Linked DNA regions of Homo sapiens: regions 2 and 3 are each linked to region 1. The links are chromatin contacts, found by Hi-C or POLR2A ChIA-PET in ENCODE. All regions are on one chromosome and are shown on one strand. Each heading gives the region's core, a stretch centred on a gene start or an enhancer-like site at or near the end of the contact. The rest is flanking DNA. Distances are from core to core; before and after follow the strand shown.

Region 1 (2,700 bases), core at 165-2,664:
ACTTGGACCTCTTCGATAAGCTGAACTCTTTGCAAAGTTTCATGTAGTATCACAAGCCAGCATGTCATTTACAGTTGATTATATGATGATTATGAACATTTCCATGAAAAGTTGAGTATCAAGCTTTGGGGGGCAATATCCCCTATAATAACAGCACTCTTTCTCTAGGGAAATAAGATTTCACAGATGCATACCCTAGGAATTTAAATGTGAAAACCAGTTTTGTTATTTCTCAGTTATTTACTTTGTTCCACAGACATCTCAAATGTCAAGTGCAGAAAAACTAAAATTTATTCAGCTAAAAGCCCATTATGTTGGCCATTAATTGAAGCTGAAAAGCAAAAATATACTATGATCTACGATGGTTAGCAAAAGCGTAACTTCTAATTATTTAAGTTAATTATTCTTATGGTAGAAAATTACATGTTCATTAATCTTATGCTGTGTATATAGCACAGTGGCAAAGGGGAAAAATGACTTATCTAGTCAAAACCTAAGTTACATTGTGTCTGAAGAACCTACCCATTTTGGAATTTAGAAATGACCATAATAGGCCCAAAGGATTCCTCTTTGGCGAGGTACATGTAGTCTTCCACATCTGTGAACACGGTCGGCTCCATGAAAAAGCCTTTTTGGAAAAAACAAAGAAAAAATGTCAACTGTAGGTTAAGTCATTTTCAATTAATAGTCCTCTCACTTAATTACATTATAATTTTTTCTTTCCCTCTGGCCCAGTAAAACCAAGAAGAGTTGCATTTCTCTATTTGGTGTTGGCATGCCCAGGTTCTTATTTTTTAATGTCTTTATTATGAAAATGTCAAACCTATGTAAAGGTAGAGAAAACAGTATAATGAATGGTAAAATAAATATCCATATTTTGCTGTATTTATCTTTTCCTCATTGAAATATTTTAAAGCAAATTCCAGATATCATAATTTTAACACCTCAGTATTTCAGTACACATCTGTAAAAAATAAGGATATTTTCTTATATAACCACTATACAGTGTCATGCTTAACAAAATTAGTAAGTATTCTTTATTCAGAGTTTATATTTTAATTTCCTTAATGTCTAGAAATTAGCTTTTTCACAGTTGGTTTGTTTGATTTAGGATTCAAATTCTTCTACACATTGTATTTGGTGTTTAGATTTCTTAAGGATCTTTTACTCTAAAACATTTCCCCATTTTGTCTTCCCCTTATTTTTTATGCTATCGTCATGTTAAAGAGACTGGGTCAGTTGTTTATACATTATCTTTCTTTCTGGTTAATCATTGCTTCCTTTGGATGATATTTGTTTCTCTATCTCTTGTATTTCTTCTTTTTCCCAGTGACTTTTATTGTGGTAAAATACACATAACTGAAATTTACCATCACAACCATCTTTAAGTGTACAGCTCAGTGTTATGAGATTCATAATATGCAACCTTCACCACCATCCATTTTCATTAACTATTTTCAGCTTATAAAACTGAAACTCTATACCCACTAAAAAATAACTTCCTGTTCCTTCCTCCCTCCCTACTGCAGTTCTTATGAATAGAAAGCTTGGCTTAAAGGTATAATTAGATTCAGCTTAAGCTTTTTTGGCAGGAACACTTCATAGGTGATACTGTGTATTACACGTTTTATTCCATCAGGAGACACATATTATCCAGTTGTCTCCCCTTCTTTGTTTTATTTTGTTTTGTTTTGTTTGAGACAGAGTCTCAGTCTGTTGCCCAAGTTGGAGTGCAGTGGCTTGATCTCAGCTCACTGCAGCCTCCTCCGCTCACGTTAACCTGCCTCCTAGGTTAAAGTGATTCTTGTGCCTCAGCCTCCCCAGTAGCAGGTGCGTGCCACCACACTGGGCTAATTTTTGGTAGAGATGAAGTTTCACCATGTTGGCCAGGCTGGTCTTAAACTGTCGCTGTCCATTCCAACTGAAGAAGGCGGGCACCCGGTAAACCCCCACAGAGGTGATCTTACCTGGCCTTTGGACTTGTCTTCCCCCGTACACCAAAGTGGCCCCTTCTTTCACTCCAGTTTCACAGTATTGCAGCAGCTTTTCCAGATGAGCCTTATGATTTTGGGGCCCATGATCAGTGGATCTGTCAAGTGGATCACCAATTTTCATCTTTTTAATTTCTTCTACCTGTATGTTACCCAGTCCATAAAAACACAATTCACTGTTAATAATAATGGAGTTTCTACCAAGTGGTAGGTGTTATACTAAGGTGTTTATAGATGTATTGTCATTTAGTCTTTACAATAGCACCGGAGGTAGGTGGTTGGTTTTTTTTTTTTTTTCCTTTTTGGAGACAGGGTCTTAGTCACTCTGTCGTCCATGCTGGATCACAGTGGCATGGCATGGCTCACTGCAACCTCGAACTTCTTTTTTTTTTTTTTTTTTTTTGAGGTGGAGTCTTATTTTGTTGCCCAGGCTGGAGTACAATGGTGTGATCTTGGCTCACTGCAACCTCTGCCTCCCGGGTTCAAGCTGTTCTCATGTCTCAGCCTCCTGAGTAGCTGGGATTACAGGCGCCTGCCACTGCGTCCGGCTATTCTCATGTCTTAGCCTCCCAAGTAGCTGGGATTACAGGTGTCTGCCACCACGCTCGGCTAATTTTTGTATTTTTAGTAGAGATGGGGTTTCTCCATGTTGGTCAGGTTGGTCTCGAACTCCTGACCTCAGGCAATCCACCCGCATCAGCCTCCCAAA
Region 2 (2,700 bases), core at 133-2,632, 300 kb after region 1:
AGGCTTGAGTGCAGTGGTGCTATCTCGGCCCACTGCAACCTCCACCTCTCAGGTTCAAGTGATTCTCTTGCCTCAGCCTCTTAAGTAGCTGGGATTACAGGTGTATGCCACCACACCCAATTAATCTTTGTATTTTTAGTAGAGACAGGGTTTCACCATGTTAGGCTGGTCTCGAACTCCTGACCTCGTGATCCGCCCGTGTCAGCCTCCCAAAGTGCTAGTTTACAGGTGTAAGCTACCATGCCTGGCCTTAGGCAAGTCTTTTAACTAGCATCCCAGCATCCTCTGGGACTCTATGGCACCTGTATTCCTCTGTTAACATTCCTTCTATATTGTAATTAATTTATTTTAATCTATCTGCCTGGTTAGACTGTCTCCCACATATTTGTATCCCCGGAACTTAACAAAGGACTTGGCACAGGCTAGGCTCCCTACAAATATTAAGTGAATTTAAAATGGAGCTTTAATTCCTGGCTTGAAGTCACCTCACAAAACATTTAGTGAGTCTGTATTACAAGCCAGGAGGACGCTATGAAAAATCAGATAGTCTTTCCCTTTAAGGAATTTGTATTCATTTCTATTAGAGTTAATAATAATAATGATAATAGCTGATATTTACTAAAGATAGGGAACTTTGTTAGGTACTTTATATGTACCTGAGTTACTGTCATTTTATAGGTGAAACAAGGGATGTACCCAATGGGTTAAGTTACTTTCCTGAGGTCACGCAGCTATCACGGGGCAGAACGAAGACTTTAACTCAGACAGTCTGACTGCAGTAACGCTGGCCCAACTATCATGTTGAAACGTACAGCACCGTGCCCATCCACAGTTCTCTCATTTATCAGAGAGGAGGTCCTGAATCCAAGTTATTGAAATCGTTGCAGACATTTGTTTTAAAGAGGAATAGGTCAAGATGACCAATCTGGGGAAGAACTTTTGCCAGGCAGTGCGTATGGGGAACAGAGCTGCGTTGGCCTTCTGTTAAAGCAGCTGGGGATTTCGGTTTTGGCTTCAGACCTGCACAACATTCAGTCAATAGCATTTATTGGGCGTCCACTGTGCAGGGTGCCCCCTGCTACTTCCTCTCCTCCCCACATCCTGGGGCAGGGAGGGGAAGTGAGGAAAGAAAAGCAAAGACAAGGCGAGGAGGATGCTGAGGGTGGGCAGGTGGGCACCCCCACCCCGCTGCGCCGGCCACGCCCCTTGCCGCTCCCTCGCCCCGGGGCCCACTTTAAACTCCCGCCCCTCGTAATAACGACCAATGGCCGACCGCGAAGCGCGCAGGAGGCTGGGGATTGGCCAGTGCCGAGGTTGCTGGGGCGACGGGTGGGTCCGGCGGGTCCCCGGGCGGGGCGGGGCCGGGGCGAGGGGTGCCGGGTGGTTTCCGCCCGGCAGCCCGCAGCCCGCTGCGCCCCGGGCCGCGTCTCCCGGCGGTGGGAGGGGGCGGCCCCCACTCGGTTCCTGGCCCCTCGCGGCCCCGTCAGCCTCCCGCTCGGGGTGCGCCGCCCTTCGTCTGGGTCTCCGCCCCCAGGACCCGCGGCCGAGAGCTCCGGAGCGCGGCTTCCCCGGCCGGCTGCGCGATGGGCTGCGGGAACTCCACCGCCACCAGCGCGGGCGCGGGCCAAGGTGAGTCCGGCGGGAGGCGGGGGCCGGCGGGGGCGGGCGGGAGAGGCGGCGGGAAGGAAGGGTGCAGGGATCTTGGGTGGGGGGCGCGCAGCCCCCTCTCCCCGTCCCCATTTTCGGGACAGGAGCAGACCGCCCGTTTCTGGAAAGACCGAAAGCGTGGCAAGTCCCCCGCGCGGGGGCGGTTGCGCCTGGAGCAGTCGAGCCTGCGGGGCGTCTCTGCCGAGGGAGCGCGGGGAGGACTGTCGCGGGCTCCCCTGCAGCCGCCGGGGCTCACCTGCAGCTGGCGGGTCTCAGGGCTCTCCTGGGGGAGAGGATTCCCGGACGTGGTCCCCGGCCGCTCCCCCACCTCCCACACTTGCTCCTCCAGGCCTCTCCCCCATCTCCTCGGAACCAAGGCGCTGCACCTGGAAAAGTGCAGCAGAGCAAGACAGGACTTTTCGGGCAGTGGTGGTGGGGCAGGAAGCGGGGAAGGGTGGGAGTGGGGTTGGGGAGAACTAGAAGCAGAGCTGCAAAAACGCATCTGTGTCTGCCTTGATGCCGAAGACCGGCTGGGCTGCTCTTAGGATTTCTCTGAGAAGCTGCAGCAGTAAGGATGTTTTACATATGTGAGACAGAGCTTTATTATTAACAGTCTGTTAAGATACTTTTCATTAAACACACACACACACACACACACACACACACACAAATAGAAACTTCTTTTTATACCACTTCATGTTGATTGGCAGGCAAGGTCTTCTAGCTTCCCCGGGCCAGCCAGGCTTTGTGTCAAGTGACTTTTGCCAAAACTCACCCTTCTATTTCACCCTGCCTATGTCTCGGGATTTAAGGTACCCTGGATCTGTTTTGAGTAATAACTGCTGACCTATTTCAGTGTCCTTTTGGATAAAGAGCTCCTATCTCCTCCAATTGAAGTCAACCAGATGCCACATCCTAGCCTAACCAGCAAATGCAAACAGCAGTCAGAGGCTGCGGTATTTCCTAGGCGGCTGTGGAGGCCCTGGCAATGACTTTGTAACCTTGGGCCTGTCACATCCCTTAACCCAGACGCCGGTAAAAAATGGAGTTTAA
Region 3 (2,700 bases), core at 29-2,528, 450 kb before region 1:
CAGTTATTTGGTGGGCAGGAGGGTGGGGAGGGTCTTTCTGGGTACTGCTGAAGACCCACTACCTCTGTCTAACCTGACAGAGACTTCCCCAGCTGTTCATGACATCCAGGGCAGTGACCTTGGCTGTGTGAGGAGTGGCTCGGGCACAGGTGGTCTCAAAGGGCCTGTTACCCTGGAGCTGCCTCCCTGCATCTTAGCAAGCCTCAGAAGGCACAGGGCATTTTGATGCTGTGGCACTTTGCCATTTGAATTTGAGGAGATTTGTCTTGGCTTGGAAAACAAAGCATTCAACTTGTAGCAAACTAAAAGAAAAAGGAAGAGAAGTTGAGAACAAACACTCCATCCAGGAGTTTGGGCTTTGAGATGGGGATGGGGATGGGACGGAGGGAGGTGGAAAGGAAGTAAGGGATGCACTACGTCATTATCGTCAGCATCATCATTCTATCCTTATTTCATCCAGTCTAAGAAGACTATGGTTGTAGGATGCATCCTTATTTGCGAGAAATTGAAATATGGAAATGTGCGCCTGAGAGTTGTGGCAGCCAATGCACTCAGTGCTTTCCGCTCATGTCCTCCTCTTAATAACTTTATCAGGCAGGTTCTCTCATTATTTCCATCTTATTGGTGAGCAAACTGAGATGCAGGGGGTTAAGAAGCTTGCAGAAGATCACTCTGCTGGCCAGTGGAGGGGCCAGGATTTGAGGCAGGAATTCTAACACCCTTAGAGCCTACCCTTGGCTACAGTGCTCTGCTCCTGAGCAATGAAATCAGCGTTGGGGTAGTCATGTGTGTGTGCGTGTGTTTGTGCTTGAAGACTTTGATGTCAGCATTTTGACCAGATGTGTCAGACAGATATGTTGCCCCTGCCCCATCACCTTTACTGAGTTACTTAAACCCCAGGCCCCTGTTTTCATGTTATTATCTTTACTAAGGGATGCAACTGGAGTTTAAGTTCTTTCTGTGCATTTCACGTCCCCTCTGCACGCCCTTCTCATGGGGCCAATCACTGTTGGGAACACTCAGAGATAATAAACATTTCCCTGCTGTATCATCCTAGAGGATCTGTCATTTATTAACTGTGTACCGTTGGCAAGAACCTCTCTGCACTTGTTTCCTCATCTGTATGATAGAAATAATACATCTCGGGATGGTAGTGAGGAAGGGAGGGTTATATAAAATGACTTCCACTGAAGTGCCTGCCTGGCATTCAGCATTGTATAGAGCCGGAACTCCAAATGTCTTCTGCTTGTACCTGTTTTCCTTCTCCCCAAGTCACCCAGCTCACAGGTGGCCGCAAGCTCTGAACTGGAACTGTTTCTAACACATCTGGCTGCTTCCCCTAGAGACAGACATGCAAATAGCTTCATATCCTCTTGTAGCTGTAACCATTTGCAGACACCTTATTGTCTTACAGCTTTTTAATTTGCCTGCACAAATAGACCTGCCTGGCCAACTTGGAGGGAATTTTAATATCTAAGTGCGGCCACATACATATGTGTTGTATACTGGGGCCATGCCTTCCTGCTTATCAAGGCAACAGAAATCTTGTACATGGTTTTCTTACTTTCTGGATAAAGATGGGACCTTGTCTCTCCATTTTGTCATAACACTTTTTTATCTTTACTTTAAGATGAAACCCTCCTTAAAATTGTGAGTGTTTCCCTGGATTTCCCTGGGGAGAAACCACTACAGTGGCTTTGATTCTTTTTCCCCTCCTTGGGATCATTCTGATCCCATTCCATATCTTTGGAGGGTCTATGGAATGGGGCTCAGCTTTGCATCTTGGATTCACAAGAAGGGAAGCAGGGAGTGAGGGAGATTGGGGGACCGTGGGCGTGTTTCATCAGATGCAGCTCCAATGGCCTTTTCCCTCTGACCATATTTCAACAACCACACTTGACACACAGCCTAGCCTCCCCCAAAGCTCACGTGTGCACCCTCTGCCCCTGTCTGGGGCCTCCCCTATTCATTTTCAGATCGATTCTGACACCTGCTTTTATCTCCCTTACCCCTTCAGCACTTCTTGATGGCAGCAACTTAAGTTATACTTAAGCATCCTATATTCCTAAAATATGCAGAAATTAAACAAATGCCTTGTGCTCTCAGTTTTCAAAGATCTCTCTCTTTTTTTTGAGGATGGAGTCTCACTCTGTCGCCCAGGCTGGAGTGTAGTGGCGAGATCTCAGCTCACTGCAACCTCTGCCTCCTGGGTTCAAGCAAGTCTCCTGCCTCAGCCTTCTGAGTAGCTGGGATTACAGGCACCTGCCACCACACCCAGCTAATTTTTGTATTTTTAGTAGAGATGGGGTTTCACCATGTTAACCGGGCTGGTCCCAAACTCCCGACCTCAAGTGATCCGCCCTCCTCGGCCTCCCAAAGTGCTGGGATTACAGGCGTGAGCCACCGCACCCCGTCCAAAGATCCCTTGAGTAAAAATATTCACATCAGTGGCTGCAGATAGATAATTGTTTGGTTTTTGTTGGGGAAATTCCAACTCTTTGTTTAGAACTTGCCTGATTTTCAGTAGCATCTCTAACACTTAGAGTTGATTTGGATCTGGCATTATGTTGAGTCATCATTTTTAGTGGGAAGAATACTATACAATGTGAAAGAAAGTGTAAAAAGTACTCTATTTTAACAAAGTTGTTTTCTTTCTCTTTCTTCTTTTTTTTTTTTTTTCACAGCGTCTTACTCTGTCAC

What was found. Hi-C counts contacts between places; a loop is a spot of excess contacts on that map. ChIA-PET counts read pairs that join two places held with the same protein, here RNA polymerase II (POLR2A). Pooled maps may share reads with other maps.
Region 2: a map with no recorded cell type shows a loop between it and region 1 (4-fold over the local background). The contact joins the promoter of C12orf75 here to the enhancer-like site in region 1. A Hi-C loop is called at or near these places in 2 of 37 single-sample maps with no recorded cell type and 4 of 50 pooled maps. POLR2A ChIA-PET finds 5 or more read pairs at or near these places in 1 of 52 experiments (AG04449).
Region 3: a map with no recorded cell type shows a loop between it and region 1 (6-fold over the local background). The contact joins two enhancer-like sites. A Hi-C loop is called at or near these places in 8 of 37 single-sample maps with no recorded cell type and 5 of 50 pooled maps.

Annotation. Positions count from the first base shown.
Region 1 is chr12:105,029,802-105,032,501 of GRCh38, forward strand. ALDH1L2 (aldehyde dehydrogenase 1 family member L2) reads right to left here. Exons shown (of 23, transcript NM_001034173.4): 20 at 1,968-2,133; 21 at 523-628. Among named protein-coding and RNA genes, the nearest start is that of NOPCHAP1, 45 kb to the left of the region's middle. Within about 2 kb of position 1,415, at least 3 of the 41 ENCODE cell types and tissues checked have a DNase peak (open chromatin) inside an H3K27ac peak, as active enhancers do.
Region 2 is chr12:105,329,309-105,332,008 of GRCh38, forward strand. It overlaps C12orf75 (chromosome 12 open reading frame 75), which reads left to right and starts at 1,383. Exons shown (of 6, transcript NM_001145199.2): 1 at 1,383-1,629. The coding sequence starts at 1,584. RefSeq lists silencers at 1,019-1,678, 1,709-1,808 and an enhancer at 2,465-2,700.
Region 3 is chr12:104,581,598-104,584,297 of GRCh38, forward strand. All of the region lies in intron 1 of CHST11 (carbohydrate sulfotransferase 11), which reads left to right. Among named protein-coding and RNA genes, the nearest start is that of MIR3922, 8.7 kb to the right of the region's middle. RefSeq lists enhancers at 1,296-1,345, 2,172-2,241. Within about 2 kb of position 1,279, at least 2 of the 41 ENCODE cell types and tissues checked have a DNase peak (open chromatin) inside an H3K27ac peak, as active enhancers do.